Regions from separate parts of the Homo sapiens genome. Here region 1 is linked to region 2. Evidence: chromatin contacts called from ENCODE Hi-C data. All regions are on one chromosome and are shown on one strand. The core of a region is the stretch at or near the end of the contact, and the rest is flanking DNA. Distances in the headings are between cores, read along the strand shown. Region 1 overlaps NTSR1 (neurotensin receptor 1). Region 2 holds the start of ADRM1 (ADRM1 26S proteasome ubiquitin receptor).

Region 1 (7,146 bases), core at 3,355-5,854, 440 kb after region 2:
CGGGAAGGGAAGCCAGGCTCCTTTCCCTGTCTGGGTCTGGGGCTGCTGCCCTTGGCAGCTGGGGAGACCCTGGGACCCCAGAGGCAGAGCCCCACTCTCTGTACCCTCAGGCGCAATGCCCTGAAAGACAGGCGCCACTTTGTCTTCAGAAAGGCAGGAACCAAACCCCTCTCACAGTTCCAGAAGCTTCCCTGAGTCCCAGTTTAGACGCAGAATCTCCTCTGTGGATCACTCCAACTGGGGAACCAGGAGAGGGGGTTTGGGAGAGGAGGGAAGTGGCTTCCACCTGTGGGTGGGGCAAAGAGAGGGCTCCCAGCTATGCAGGGCGGGCCCAAACCTCCAGCAGAGCCCCTTTCCCAGCGAGGACTCCGAGGACTCCGAGGCCCTGGCCTGTGGCTCCCAGGGAACAACCTGGACCCTCAGCATAGGACCCGCAAGCTGAGACCCTCCTCTGTTTTACTGCTTCATTTTCCATCTGTGACCAGGGCCCAGGCCACATGCACACACCTGGCGTAGGAGTTACTTCGTGATGTGTTTGGCTGTGTCCCCACCCAAAATCTCATGGGAATTGTAATCCCCATAATGCCCCGTGTCAAGGGCAGGACCAGGGGGAGGTGACTGGATCGTGGGGGCGGTTCCCCCAGGCAGTTCTTGTGAGAGTGAATCTCATGAGATCTGATGGTTTTAGAAGCGTCTGGCGTTTGCCCTGCTGTCACTCACACCGTCCTGCTGCCCAGTGAAGAAAGTGCCTGCTTCTCCCTCCACCATGATTGTAGGTCTCCTGAGGCTCCCCCAGCCCTGCAGAACTGTGAGTCAATTCAACCTCTTTCCTTTATAAACTACACAGTCTCGGCAGTTCTTTAGAGCAGTGCGAAAATGGACTCACACACTTGGCCTGGGCCCAGTCTTTCCCGGATGGATGGTGCGATGATCAGCCCCGTGTTCGTGAGGACGGGGCCAACCCAGACCCACCTGGAGTTGTAAAGTTTCATCAGCACTCAGCCCCACCTGCTCATGTACGTACTGCTATGGCTGTGTTGGCCACAGCGGCCACAGTGAGTGGTTCTGCTCAAAAGTTGAGATCCTCCGGCCCACGAAGCCACAGTGACTCACTCTCTGGACCTTCACAGAAAGCATTCACCCACCCCACCCTAGGATGCGTGTCCAGAGGTGAAATGGCTCCCTCCGTGCAGTCGGAGAGCCCCTTGACTCACGGCTGCACCCCTGCTCATCAGGCACAGCGGCAGGCACGTGACCTCTGTGGGGCCACTTGTCCTACTTGCAGGGAGGGGCCGAGCATGGGATGCAGCATCCACGCCTGCACTTAAACGAGCCCTCTGTGGCCTTGCCCCACTCGGCCTGAGGAGAGCCTGGAGAGAGATGCCGTCCCTGCCTGGGCGCTGCGATCCTCCTTCCTTCCCACCTGCTCTCGTCCCCACATCTGCCCATCGCCAGGTCCAGCCCCGGATGCAGGCCACACCTGGGTCCCTCCCTGGCCCCACCCCTGAGAGCAAACCCAGAATGCAGTTGTGGCTGCAGCGGCCTCCTGCTTTACCTCCTGCTGCTGCTTCCCACTTCTGAGCTGCTCCAAGTCCAGGATTGATGACCTGACCCCTGCCCCCGGTCCTCCCCACCCCCCACACCCCTGCACCACCTCACACACTCTTACCTCCTTCCTCCTGGCCCACAGATGCCCTTCAGCCCTGCAGCCTCTGCGTAAAGCTCCCTCCTCTGGAAAATGGCCCCTTATCTCCCCCAGACCACGCTGCATGCCCCCTGGTCCTCCGCAACAGCCGCATCCCTTTCCCTGCAGTGCCCATCTGCCCACGTCTGCCCCCCTCCCCCTCCTCTGCCTATGCCAGGTGCCTTGGATGCATCAGGTGCACCGTCAGGGCTTTTGAAGGCTCCACGAGGCGGGCCTGGGCACGCAGTGCACGCAGAGGGTGATGGAGGGTGCTAGATGGCCGGCCTGGATGAACCCAGGTGCACGCAGAGGGTGACGGAGGGTGCTAGATGGCCGGCCTGGATGAACCCAGGGACAGGGACAGACAAGGCAGGTGCAGCCACTGAGTTCTGGAACATTCCAAGAAGAGTCAGGCAAACTACTCCCTGCTCAGGTCTGCAGCCCGGCTTGGGGAGAAGCCTGCAGCTGTGGGGTCAGCCTCCCAGCTGCCAGCAGTAATAGCCCGAGCCATGGGGAGGCCTCGTTTCCTAAAAAGGCCTCAGCTGCCGCTGCGTTCCTGCAGGGTGGAAGGACAGGCTGATGACCACCAGCGAAGTATCATGAAAATCTCCCGGCGAGCCTATGAGCCGTACATTTGTCTCTCTCTAGAGACAGGCTTCTCCTGGAGCCAATCAGCCCTCTGGCTTTCATGGGCTCCTACCTTGCAAGGTGGCCACAGGCCTCAGCCGTGCCTGTGTTGGCAGGGAGCCCTGTGCACTGCCTCTCTTCTGCCCGCGGGGTTAGCATGGCAGGAACCCGGGCTGGAGGCTGGGAACACGTCCAGGCTCACGCTGGTCCTCGAGGTGGCTCCAGCCTTGCTGCTCTTGGCAGCAGAGATGGCGGAGGGTCTAGGTCTCAGGCCAGAGATCTCCAAAATGGACCAGCCCATCCCCTTCCATCATGAGGAGGAGACAGGGCCAGCACGAGAAGGGAAATATGCTCAGGGTCACTCAGCGAGGCCAAAATCCTGGGCTGCCTTGTTCTTGACTCTAGGATCTAGAAATGGGAAAGCTGGGACTTGTCGCCTCCCCAGTGATCTATCTTTTACACACGCGTGTTTTCATGCACTGAGCCATTCATAAAACAGAAAAGCCAAGCCTCCTCACTGTTGTAAAGGAAAGCCCTGCGTGGCTGTGAGGGAGACGCGTGTGGAACCTCATGTCGTGTGGCGCCGTTGGGGACCCGTTGGGCTCTTGAGACTGAACCGGGACAGGCTGAGAGGCTCTCCAGGACACTTCCGGGCAGCAGGCCCCCTCTGGCTGTGCTTGACCCTGGCCCCTGGGCCCTCTTGGTTCACCAAGTCTCCCACGTCCTATGCTCTTGAGATCCCAGACTCGGCACTGGATGGGGTGGCCCTGGGTCCCACTGCTGTTCCAGAGCACTGGCCCTTCCTTTCGGCCACTCAGGGTAGAGGCTGGAGCCCCTGGAATCACACAGAAGGGGCCTGGCTGAAGCACAAAGGGTGGAGATCTGGGGTTAAGCCAGAGCCTGGGGCCCCCTGAGCCCAGGGGCTGGGCAGCTGGGGAAGCAAGGAGAGCCAGGTGTCACTGAGTCAGTCCCTCCCATGCAGGTACTTGGGGGTGTGAGGGGCCGCCCCCGGCCTTCCTCTCTCACCCCTACGGCCTCTTCCGGTGGGTGAGGACACTTGGCTCTGTGTGTTCACCATAATCAGATTCACCACAACAGGGCAGAACACTAATTCCACTGACACCGCTGAGATGCTGTGTAGAGCCAGATGTCTGTGGGACACGGCGGCCAGCTTTGCCAGGGCGTGGCCACTAGGCGCTGGGAGGGGCAGGATGTGCCTGATGCCCATATGTCTGCATGGCAGAAAAGCACACAGAGAACCGTGGGGCTGGAGGTGCAGCGGCCGGCGACGGCCAGAACTGGAGAACAGGCCGGCGGGGTGCGGGACGCATATGCTGTCCCGCAGGCAACTGGGAACACTTGCTCTTTTCCAAATCTGTGCTCTGACATGGAAAGTTAAGTCGTGCTGGGACTGCTGGCCCCTGGCCGCACCGCCTCGTCCCCAGCTGCAGGGCCTCCCCCTTGATCACAGCAGCTCCTCCTTGGTCACAGCTGGGGCTTTGCACAAACTCCCCGGAAACCCAGGGCTTGCGTTTGCAGGTCTCTGGGCTTTTCCTGCATGGAGCAGAGAACTTTTCCGGATGGTGTGGCTTTTTTCAAGGAACCGGGCTCCAAAGCGCTCTGTGCTAAGTGTGTTAGCTCCACTTCTGATCTGTCACGTTAGTGCCCTGCGTTTTAGAAAAGTATGAACGAAAGCCTCAGCAAACCGGATCGAACGGGCTCATTCGCAGCCATAGGGTGAGCGGCAGGCAGATCTTACAAGCCGTGCAGGCCGGAAGGAAAAGGGTTGTGGGGCTCATTCTTAGTCATAGGGTGAGCGGCAGGCAGATCTTATAAGCCGCACAGGCCGGAAGGAAAAGGGTTGTGGGGCTCATTCTTAGTCATAGGGTGAGCGGCAGGCAGATCTTACAAGCCGTGCAGGCCGGAGGGAAAAGGGTTGTGGGGCTCATTCTTAGTCATAGGGTGAGCGGGAGACAGATCTTACAAGCCGTGCAGGCGGGAGGGAAAAGGGTTGTGCCGACAGTCTGAGGGTGGAGACCAGAGCTGTGGACTCGAGCCCAGGGGAGCCCCCACCTGGCCACGGTTTCCTCATCTGAGAAACAGGAGTGCGAGGCCCTACCAGGGATCCTTCCCGCTCAGATCCCCAGAGAGGTGGGGGCCGTGACCGGGGCCAGAATTCCACCCCTCACTCACTGCTCTGCGCAGCCTCCTGGGCTTGTCAAGAGTTTTTAAAGCCCTGTCGTGCTTCCCAGCAGATGCCTTGTGGGTGTGAGCATTCTCATGGGCTTGAAGCTGGCAGATATTTGAAAACATGGCAGAGACCTGCAGCCCGCAGCCTCAACCGCTGGCTGTCACCTGCCGCTGCCTGTGATTTACTCTTGAGAAGTGCTGGAGCAGCTGAAAAGCAACTCGCCACCCCAGCACTGCCCTCAGAGTGACTAATGGGGCACACTGGGGTTCTGGGCCCCGGCCAGGCTCAGCGAGGGGAGGGCCGTTCCCGGGGCTGAGGGCCAGGGGCCTCCCCTCCTCCTGTCCTGGAGGGCACCTGCCCAGCACAGGTAGAGGAGGCAAGGGTGTCAGGAAGGCTCTTTCCCTAATCTGACTAAGGCCCTCTGGGCTAAGTCAGGGGTCTCCCGGCAGCCAGGCTGCTAAGTCAGGGGTCTCCCGGCAGCCAGGCTGCTGCCAGTCCCGCAGCTCAGCCGGGCACAGACAGGATGTGGCTTCCAGGGGCTTCTGTTCTGCCAAGTCCCCACTCAGACAATGGCCTCTATAGCTCCAGCAATCAGGAGGGAAAAGATTCCAACTCCCACACTCAGGGCTCCCTGCTGCCTGGAAGAGGAGAGGAGGGCAAACCTCTTGCAGAGGTGACGGGTGACTCACCAGCCCCGCTCAGAGGACGGGTCTGCAGGTGGCCAGAGTTCTCCTGATGGGGTCCTTGCCCCCAGCTGGCTTGGGGGTCCCTACACCGGCCCCCTGCCCCACACCATGTTCCTCCCACCCCATGTCTGTGCGCCCCTTCGAGCATGCCTGGGCATTGTCCATGGTACTGAACCCCTGAGGCTCCCTGGGGCTCTGGCATTCTCTTGAGCCTTTCCCAGAAATTCCAAACCAGAAGAAAAGTGCAGGGAACAGAGTGGAGGAGCCATGGACAGAGGCTGTGGGGCAGGCTCAGTCCCTGAGAGGTCGCCAAGGAGCCACAGCCTTGGACTAGATGCTCTCAAAACCTGGCAATGGCCCACAGAAGGCATCTGCTCAGGTGAGGTACATGCCACAAAGCTTCACCAGTGGGGATGAGGATCTGCTCATAGGATGGCCCCTGATGGAGGAAGTGGGAGCTCAGGCTGTGGGATCAGGCCCCTGGGTTCACAACTGTGCCTGGGTTTCTTTATCTACAAAAGGAGCCTGACAGGAGCCTCTGCCTCACAGATGAGACCTGTGTGCCTGAGGTGGTGCACACAGAGTATGTGTAGACCCCAGGACAGTCGATGTCAGCTAGAAAGTGAAGGTTAGAGGAATTCAAACCGTTATTTTTAATACTGAGCCAAAACCTGCACATCAGAGCTCTCTGATGGAGGCGTGGACGGGGTCGTGAGGGGCCAAGTACTAGCCAGAAGCTGCGCCGTCCATTTCATCCCCTCCCCACAGTGGTCCCACAGACACCGAGGTGGCTGACATGGCCCCTCCAGGTCACACGCCTGTTCTCTCTCCAGTCCTGCCCTCAGGGACTCAGAAATGCTGGCGTTCCAGGAGGTGGTGTGTGGGCTCCTCCTCAGGCCAGGTCTGTGGTCACTGCTGACCACGCGGCAATGTACGGCTTTCCAGGCCCCCATCCACCATGAGTCAGGCGTGTCCCCACTGGGCAGCAAGTCCCACAGCTTTGCATTCCAGATCCCAGCAGCATCTCGAGCCGGGCCTGGTACTGCTTAGATGCCTGGGAGGGAGGACCGAGGAAAGAGACTGGGGACTGAGGGACAGCACAGTATCCCAAGCTGGCCACTACCAGAACCTTCTAGAACAAGGTCACACTGGCAGTTCTTTATGCCTTCCGTCCTCTGCTCCCCAGACACCTGTTTACACAGGGCCCTAGGTCTCAGGTGTCCTGTGGGTGGCCGCTGCTTTTCCCTGGGTCCCTCCATGGTGTCTCCTCTGAGGACAGCCACTGGTCAGAGCCTCCTGGATGACCTCACTCCTGGAAAGCGCTGGGCTGTGTCACCTTAAAGACCCCTTTGCTCTCTTGGCCCTGGCACCCCACCTCTGGCATGGGGAGCAGAGACCCACCAGGGTTCCCATCCCTCTCCCCGCAGTGTTTCCCCAGTTCCAGGGCTGTGAGGTGGTCACAGTGGCTCTGGTGTGGCCGTGGGGTTCCTGTTCATCCCAGGGCACCTGTCACGGGACATACCCACAGCACAGGCAAGTGGAACGTTCTCTGAGTTTAGCTTTGTTTGTGTAGGTAGTTCACTGTGGGAGTCTAGCTTTTGGGGGACACACCTGAGACCCTCCCAGCTACCCTGCCCTCTCCCCAGATCAGCTCGGTAGGCTCCAATCCAGAGAGTCAGGCTGGGAGGGGAGCACGGAGCCGCCCCTGCTGGACACGTATCCCGGCCATCTCAGGCCCACCCATTGCCTCATTGCTCCCTGCCCCCGGTCCAGTCAGCTGAGTGCCCCGTGGTGTGGGTGCGTCATGCCATGGCGACCAGCCCCAAAGGGTGAGCCTTTGAGTTGTTCACCAATCATTGGGGTTTCGAACAAGCCTGTGCTGACGGCCCTGGCACACAGGGTTTCTGAATTAACTCTGCCATCGTTCCTGGCCTCAGCTGTGGTGGGGAAGGCAGTTC
Region 2 (7,360 bases), core at 4,033-6,532:
CCTGCACCAGACTGCTTGTCGGGCAGAGTGGAGCCCTGACCCTCCAGCCAGCACAGATGTGGACGAGGGGCGCAGCTGGACCCCAGAGGAGAGTTCGATCCATCTGCAGGAAGTCCTGATGGTCCCAGTTTTCTTTGATGGCCACATCTGGACTTGCCTGTGTGTAAAGTGGACACAAAAGACGGGGCCCCTGCCGTGGCCGAGAACGTGGCGGTGGCTCCTGCTGCTTGCCAGGCAGCACGGGAGCTGGGTCTCCCTCGGACCCCTCAAAAGATGGTTCCTCACCGTCTTCTACAGGCTGATGTAAAATTTCTGTGAGGCGAAAGCCACATTTGCCAGCTCTGGGTACGAAGTTCACTTCACAGTCGGTCCTTCGCTTGGTGAGCTTTGGGAGCCAGGCTGCCGTGGCCAGATGTTTAGGAGCACGACGGTGGCTCTGCAGAGGGCGATGGTGTGCAGCCGGGCTTTCCTGTCGCCCACACCTTGCAGGCCCTCACCCCTCCCCGTGCCTTCACCCAGCTCCTCCTCCAGTGCCATTCATCCCAGCAGGCAGCAAGGACATGGCAGCTGAGAAAAGATGCCAGCAGAACGCACTTATTTTATAATATTTAACAACTGTCAGTGCCAAACTGCATTAACACAGTCATCCTCAGATTTTTCAGAGGGCTGTGTACACATCTGTGAAAATAAATGTTAACCTCTAAGATTTGAATGAAGATTCTCTGAAGATGGGCAGCAGGTGACCTTTGTTTTACACTGAGCAATTTTTCACCATCTCAGCCGCTCTGGCCATTTTGAAAAGGGCTACAAATCTGCTAAGGATGAGTCCTCATGCCTGGTTATCAGAAGTTTGGACCGCGTGTTCCTGAGGATTGGCCAAGCAAATGGCTCATTTCCAAAAACTGCCCTGTGGAGAGGGGGCTGGGGGACACTCGTGACACCTGTCGGGCGGCACATGTGATGGGTGGAGCACCCAGGTTCTCCAAGCAGCAGGAGGCTCTGATGGACCCCCCTCCCCTGGCGGGGGGACGCTACTGCTAGAAGCAGCGAAGGGCCCGGTGCCCCAGGTTTCAGCTGCCTGCCTTCTGCCGTAAGTTGCCCCAGCACCTTCGTGCTTTTCAGGAGCGTAAGCTGAGCAGACTCAGTCGTCCCAGTGGTCAGTGTGGCTGGGGCAGAGGGACACACGGTCCACAAGACGTCCATGCTCTCGGAATGCTCCAGGGGTTTGGCTGTGGGGCTCCACCACCATTGCCTGAGCCCGGAGCCAGAGGCTCCTCCCACACTGCCTGGTCTGCCCCACAGAGCATCAGTGCCACGCCAGGTGAGGACAGCGCTCACCAGACAACCAGGCCTGCCGCCCCACTGACGCTGACTTCCGGACCTGCAGAACTGTGAGAAAGTACGTTTCGCTTCTTTGTAAACTGCCTGGTCAGTGGTGGCAGCACAGATGGACCGACGTGGACCTCGACGCGAATGGCGGGCTCTGGGCGCTGACCCGGTGGCGGCGTAGCTCACCGAACACCCAGGGGGACCAGAACTCTCTGCCTTCCACTCAGTTGTGACTTGTCTATTTTTAAAATGTTAAAAAAAAAAAAAACCCACAAGGTGCAGTGGCTCACACCTGTAATCCCAGCCTTTGGGAGGTTGAGGCGGGTGGATCGCTCAAGCTCAGGAGTTCGAGACCAACCTGGCCCACATGGTGAAACCCTGTCTCTAATAAAAATACAAAAATTAACCGGGTCTGGTGACACATGCCTGTAATCCCAGCTACTCAGGAGGCTGAGGTAGGAGAACTGCTTGAACTCAGGAGGCGGGGGCTGCAATGAGCTGAGATCAAGCCACTGCACTCCAGCCTATGGGATAGAGTGAGATTCCATCTCAAAAAAAAAAAAAAAAAAAAAAAAGTTTAAAAAACCCTACCCCTGCCAAATGCTTTTCCGAAGTAGCCGTGCCATTGGTGTTTCCAACTTTGCCTGGCACCTTCCATCGTTTGCTAAGTTCCAGCAGGTGTATTTCATTTGCATTTCCCTCATGAATAATGGTGTTGAGCAGCTTGCCATGGTGCCTTTGCTGCCTGTGACCTCTTTGGTGAAACATCCGGAGGTGTCTTCTGCCCACGTGGAGGCGCAGCCTGGGCTCTGCCGCCCACCTTTCACCCGAGGAGCCTGCAGCACGTGGAGAGCATCAGGGTGTGCTTTCTTTACAGTTTGGGGCTTTTTTGAGACAGGGTCTCGCTCTGTCACCCAGGCTGCAGTGCAGTGGTGCCATCACGGCTCACCGCCAGCCTTGACCTTCACCTCAGCCTCCCAAGTAGCTGAGACTACAGGCATGCACCGCCATGGCTGGCTCTTTTTTAATTTGTCTTTTTCTAAAGACAGGGTCTCACTGTCTTGATTAAGCTGGTCTTGGAACTCCTGGGCTTCAAGGGACCCTCTCAGCTCGGCCTCCCAAAGTGCTGGGATTGCAGGTGTGAGCCATCATGCAAGTCTGGGGTTGTTTTTTTTTTGCTAAACAGGATGAATAGAAATCTCTTTTGGGGGATCTCTTAGTCCAAATCCTTTAGCTGAATGCGCGTGTCCCGGTGAGGCTGCTCCTCTAGATGCTGCGGGCATTTTGCAGACGTCCCACCAACTGCCATCAGCGACCAATTAGAAGATAGGGACAGCTGCACATGTCACACAGCCCTTCTGACCTTGTGTGTGCTTCAAGTCCGAGATTCCTGACACAAAGCAGCGTGTGCCCCCCCACCCACTCTGTGGCCACAGCTGGAGTCCTGGGCTGCTGGGTGCTCCAGGTGCCATACCCCACACACGCATAGAGCCCGTGGGCTGGCAGCGGGCACCCACAGTGGCCTCTGCAAAGCCTGCCTGGCTGCGGCTCGTTTCCTCACTGCAGCATGCTCATAGGAATGTGGGAGTTTCGCTTGAAGTGTGGGTAAAGAGTTCTGGGGTTGTTTGAGCCATCCCAGGCCACAGGGCCTCCAGGAAGTGGAGGAAATGGTAAATCCAGGGTCCTCTTGGCCACTGCGTTGGCCTCTGCACACTTGGCCCCTGCGGACCCTGGGGCTTCTGCTTTACTGTCTGTGACATAAACAAGTGACGCTTGCCACCTTCTTGCCGGGAAAGCCAGGCTGGGTTTTCTCATTTCCACCTTTTCCCTGTTTTACACGAGGGCACGAGGATGGGGCTGCAGTATCAGTGACGCACCTGTCACCAGCGGGCCACAGAGCTTTGTGTTAGCCCCTCTCAAGCCCTTTAGCTTCTGGAACCGTTTAAATTCTTAAAAATTATACAGGACCCCAAAGAGCTTTTGTTTATGTGAGCTTTATCTATTGACATTTACCATACTAGGAATTAAGAGGACATTTAAAATTATTTAGCTACATAAAAATAACAATAACAAACTTACTACCTGTTAACACACATTTTAAAATGAAAAGTGGCTACATTTTCCAAAACAAAAAACGTGAATCTTTAGCTCAATCAATGTTTCAAATGGAAGCATTATGACAGTCAAAAGCTGGCAACTAAACATAACTGGCACAAGCTCTGCCACCGAGACAATGGAGGCCTGAGTAGTAGGCTCCCTGCAGAATGAAAGGACTGGAGCTGCCAGCATCAACACCAACGCATCTCCCAACAAGGGTGAGTGAAAACACACACCTAAAGACCTCAGAGAGCACGTAAGCACACAGCTGTGCATCCACTCTGAGGGTGAGCCACCAAGCACACGGTGACCCCGGGGAGCGCCCGAAGGGAGTGAAGTATCTGAAGGAAAGAAGGAAGTGAGCGATGGGCAAAGGAGAACCTGAGGACCCTGGCACAGTCTCAGCTGCAAACATCTAGTCTTGCTTAACTGGGGTGCAGAGGCCACTGCACCTCAGGGTTCTCACGAAGCGCCTGACCTCTCTATTTTATTACTATTATTATTATTATTTTTTTTTTTTGAGAAGGAGTCTTCCTCTGTCGCCCAGGCTGGAGTGCAGTGGTGCAATCTCGGCTCACTGCAACCTCCACCTCCCGGGTTCAGGCGATTCTCGTGCATCAGCCTCCTGAGTAGATGGAATTACAGGCATGTGCCAGCATACCTGGCTAATTTTTGCATTTTTAGTAGAGTCGGGGTTTCATTCACCATGTTGCCCAGGCTGGTCTTGAACTCCTGGCCTCAAGTAATCCGCCCGCCTCGGCCTCCCAAAGTTCTGGGTTTACAGGCGTGAGCCACCGCGCCTGAGCCCTCTAAGAGCCCCCGCCTGGCGTCGCTGTAGGCAAATCCCAAAGAACGTGTCCCTTCAGCAGCCGGCTGGGGCGCCACAAACACTATCTGTTGTCTTCGCTTTAGTTTGTGTCAAAGTGACTCAAAGTTACACAACACTGGCGGGCGACTGCCGCCTTTTTACCCTGTGGCCTTTCCCATCCAGGCGTCCAGAGGGTGAGCCCCTGCCCTCCAGGACCCCTCCCTTCCAGGACCCTACCCGTCTGGGACTCAGGCCTTCCCTGACTCCTCCCTCCCGGACTCACCCCTCCCAGATCCCTCCCCTCCGGGACCCTCTCCCCTCCCGGGCCCCCTCCCCTCCGGGAACCCCTCCCCTCCCGGACTCACCCCTCCCAGATCCCTCCCCTCCAGGAGCCCCTCCCCTCTCGGGACCCCTCTCCTCCCGGACCCACCCCTTCCTGACCCCTGCCCTCCCGGACCCCTGCGGGACTAGATGTATACAGCTGAGACCATATCACGGTTCTCACCCTCGCTCTACCCTCCCGGACCCCTGCTCTCCCGGACGCGTGGACTCCAGCTCCCGCCTGGGTCCCCAAAGCGCTGAACCCATGGTCACTTCTATGCGTAGCCCTGGTGCCCGCCGCCCACAGCCGGACCGCACTCCTCGGCCTCCGCCTAACCCCTGGCTCAGCCACACGAGTGACAGCTCTGCCCGCCCGGGCGGGCGACGCCGAGGGGTGGGCTCGGCCCCACCTGAGCAGTTCCCCAGCGCCCCTCTGAAACCCGCCTGTGGTCCCTGGCGCCGCCTCTAGGGGCCGCCGCCGCTCCCCTATGACACAGCAACAATAGGGGCCGCTCTGGTCCAAGCGCCCTGCGGCCCGCGCTTCCGCCGGAAAAGAGCCGCCGGCGCGGGGGCGGACCGGGGAGGAGCGAGTGCGATGGACGGTCGCCCTCGCCAATCGTTGGCAGGTTAGAGCCGGCTGCGCGGCTTACGGGGCTCAATCGGCGGCGAGAGCGGCAGGCGGGGCGGGCCGAACGCGGGTTTCCGGCGGGGCCCGGCAGGCGCCGAGGAGGAAGAGCGAGCCCGGACGGCGCCTCTCGAACGAGTGTGGGCGCGAGGCAGGTGCGGGAGTCGCCGGGCCTGGGGCGGCCGGGGGCGACCGGAGGCGGGGGCAGGGGCTGCTGGACCAAGGATGGGGCGGGGGCAGCCAAGACGAGAAGGTGGCCGGCGCGGCGGGTGGGGCCTGCGGGGGCCGGGCCGGGCGGGGGTTCTGGGGTCTCGGGCGCCGCCCCGGTTCCGCCTGCGGCTCTGAACGTGGGGCTCGGCGGGAGCTCGGGCGGGTCTGCCCCGCGGAGCGGGTCGCCGGGGTGGCGCGTCGAGGCTGGTGCCCCGCGGAGACGGCGTCAAGCCTAGGGCCGGCCCCACTAGGCTTGGCGGGGCTGCCCCGGCCCAGCGCCGAGTGCGGGCGGTGCGATCGTCGTGAGCGGGGCAAACGCGGAAAGGCAGCCCGGCGTGTCTGAGTCTGCCTTAGGCAGCTCTGGGCGCAGGCCCCCTGCTCGCAAACACCCCAGGGGGCGGGAGCTTGCCGGACCGCAGGCGACAGTGACCGCCGCGTCTCAGCGTCCTCTCCGCGCTTTCAGGATGACGACCTCAGGCGCGCTCTTTCCAAGCCTGGTGCCAGGCTCTCGGGGCGCCTCCAACAAGTACTTGGTGGAGTTTCGGGCGGGAAAGATGTCCCTGAAGGGGACCACCGTGACTCCGGATAAGCGGAAAGGGCTGGTGTACATTCAGCAGACGGACGACTCGCTTATTCACTTCTGCTGGAAGGACAGGACGTCCGGGAACGTGGAAGACGTGAGTGTCCCTGAGCCGCAGCAGCAGGACAGGCGACTTCTCGGGCCCTCGGAGTCCTCGCTTTGGAGTTCGCGGTGGGGGCTTGGCCGCATCTGGGGACCGCTCGTGGGGCCGTCATCGACTGCCCTGCTGATGGGTCGTCCTGGTTTCCGCGGTGACAGGGGCATCTCGGCCACTGTGTATCTTGAACTGTCCGTGTGAGGTGCCTGGGTTGGAGGTGTGGCCCTGGAGAGCCCGGAGCTCTGTGCCTGGCCTTGAACTGTCCGTGTGAGGTGCCTGGGGTTGGAGGTGTGGCCCTGGAGAGCCTGGAGCTCTGTGCCTGGCGGCTTCACTCAGTCTTCTTTGTTTTTCAAACTCTTAGTTGTTCTTTGTTACATTTGAGAGCAGTTCAGCGTTGACTTTTTAACTACTCTGGGAATGTTGTTTCCAGCACGTCTCAGAAACCCCGTTGCCATCTGAAAGGCCCCTTTCCCTGCTCTCTCCCCCGGCCTTGCCTTTCATGGGCTGTCTCTGACCCTGGCTTCTCTGCCTTGTGGAGACCCTGCCAGCGAGGGGTCTGGCGGCTTAGCTGCCCCTTGCGCACCCCACCCGGTTAGACCCAGGGCTCAGTACGCTCTCCTGAGACTGGGCACAGTGATGCCATCTGCGCCACTGACTCTCTCTTCCCCTGGCTTGCCAGGACTTGATCATCTTCCCTGACGACTGTGAGTTCAAGCGGGTGCCGCAGTGCCCCAGCGGGAGGGTCTACGTGCTGAAGTTCAAGGCAGGGTCCAAGCGGCTTTTCTTCTGGATGCAGGTATGGGGCAGGCCTTGGGGTTGTGCCTTTTTGTTGCCCTGCGATTCGGTTAGGAACTTGCTTACAGTGTGGTGCAATTGGCTTTTATAAACCAGCAGGCGCCGGCCACACCCGGCCACACGGCCTGAGATGCCACCTCAGGGCTGCGGTGCATGCTACCTGGGGCCGAGGTCCTCTCCCAGAGTACGGAGGCTCCAGGCTGGGCTGCGGGCAACCGATTGCGGTGTGAAATTTCCAGGCAGACAGACATGCTGGCCCTGGTTCTAACGATGCCCAGTGCCCTCTCTCTGCCCCTTGCCGTGGGTCACTGAGGCCCCCACAGCAGAGGCAGAGGCCCCTGTGTGGCTTCCCTGCTGGTGCTCACAGAAACGAAGCATCCTGCTCACACTTTCCACAGTCCTGCCCCTTCCCTGGCAGTGTGTCCTGGAGGCCAGGGGTGTCAGTGCCCAGGGTTTCTCTTACCCACAGCTGCAGAGCGTCTTTTGGGTCTAGAGGCC

The links. A loop is a pair of places that touch in the nucleus more often than their neighbours do. Pooled maps may share reads with other maps.
Region 1: a loop to region 2 is called in a pooled map, with 14 times the contacts of the local background. The contact joins the enhancer-like site here to the promoter of ADRM1 in region 2. A Hi-C loop is called at or near these places in 2 of 37 single-sample maps with no recorded cell type and 9 of 50 pooled maps.

Annotation. Positions count from the first base shown.
Region 1 is chr20:62,736,232-62,743,377 of GRCh38, forward strand. The region is part of intron 1 of NTSR1 (neurotensin receptor 1); the gene reads left to right. Among named protein-coding and RNA genes, the nearest start is that of NTSR1-AS1, 4.4 kb to the left of the region's middle. RefSeq lists enhancers at 3,529-4,728, 3,709-4,337. Within about 2 kb of position 4,605, at least 21 of the 41 ENCODE cell types and tissues checked have a DNase peak (open chromatin) inside an H3K27ac peak, as active enhancers do.
Region 2 is chr20:62,297,715-62,305,074 of GRCh38, forward strand. ADRM1 (ADRM1 26S proteasome ubiquitin receptor) reads left to right here and starts at 5,283. Exons shown (of 10, transcript NM_007002.4): 1 at 5,283-5,335; 2 at 5,854-6,067; 3 at 6,747-6,863. The coding sequence starts at 5,855. RefSeq lists silencers at 4,793-4,912, 4,933-5,392.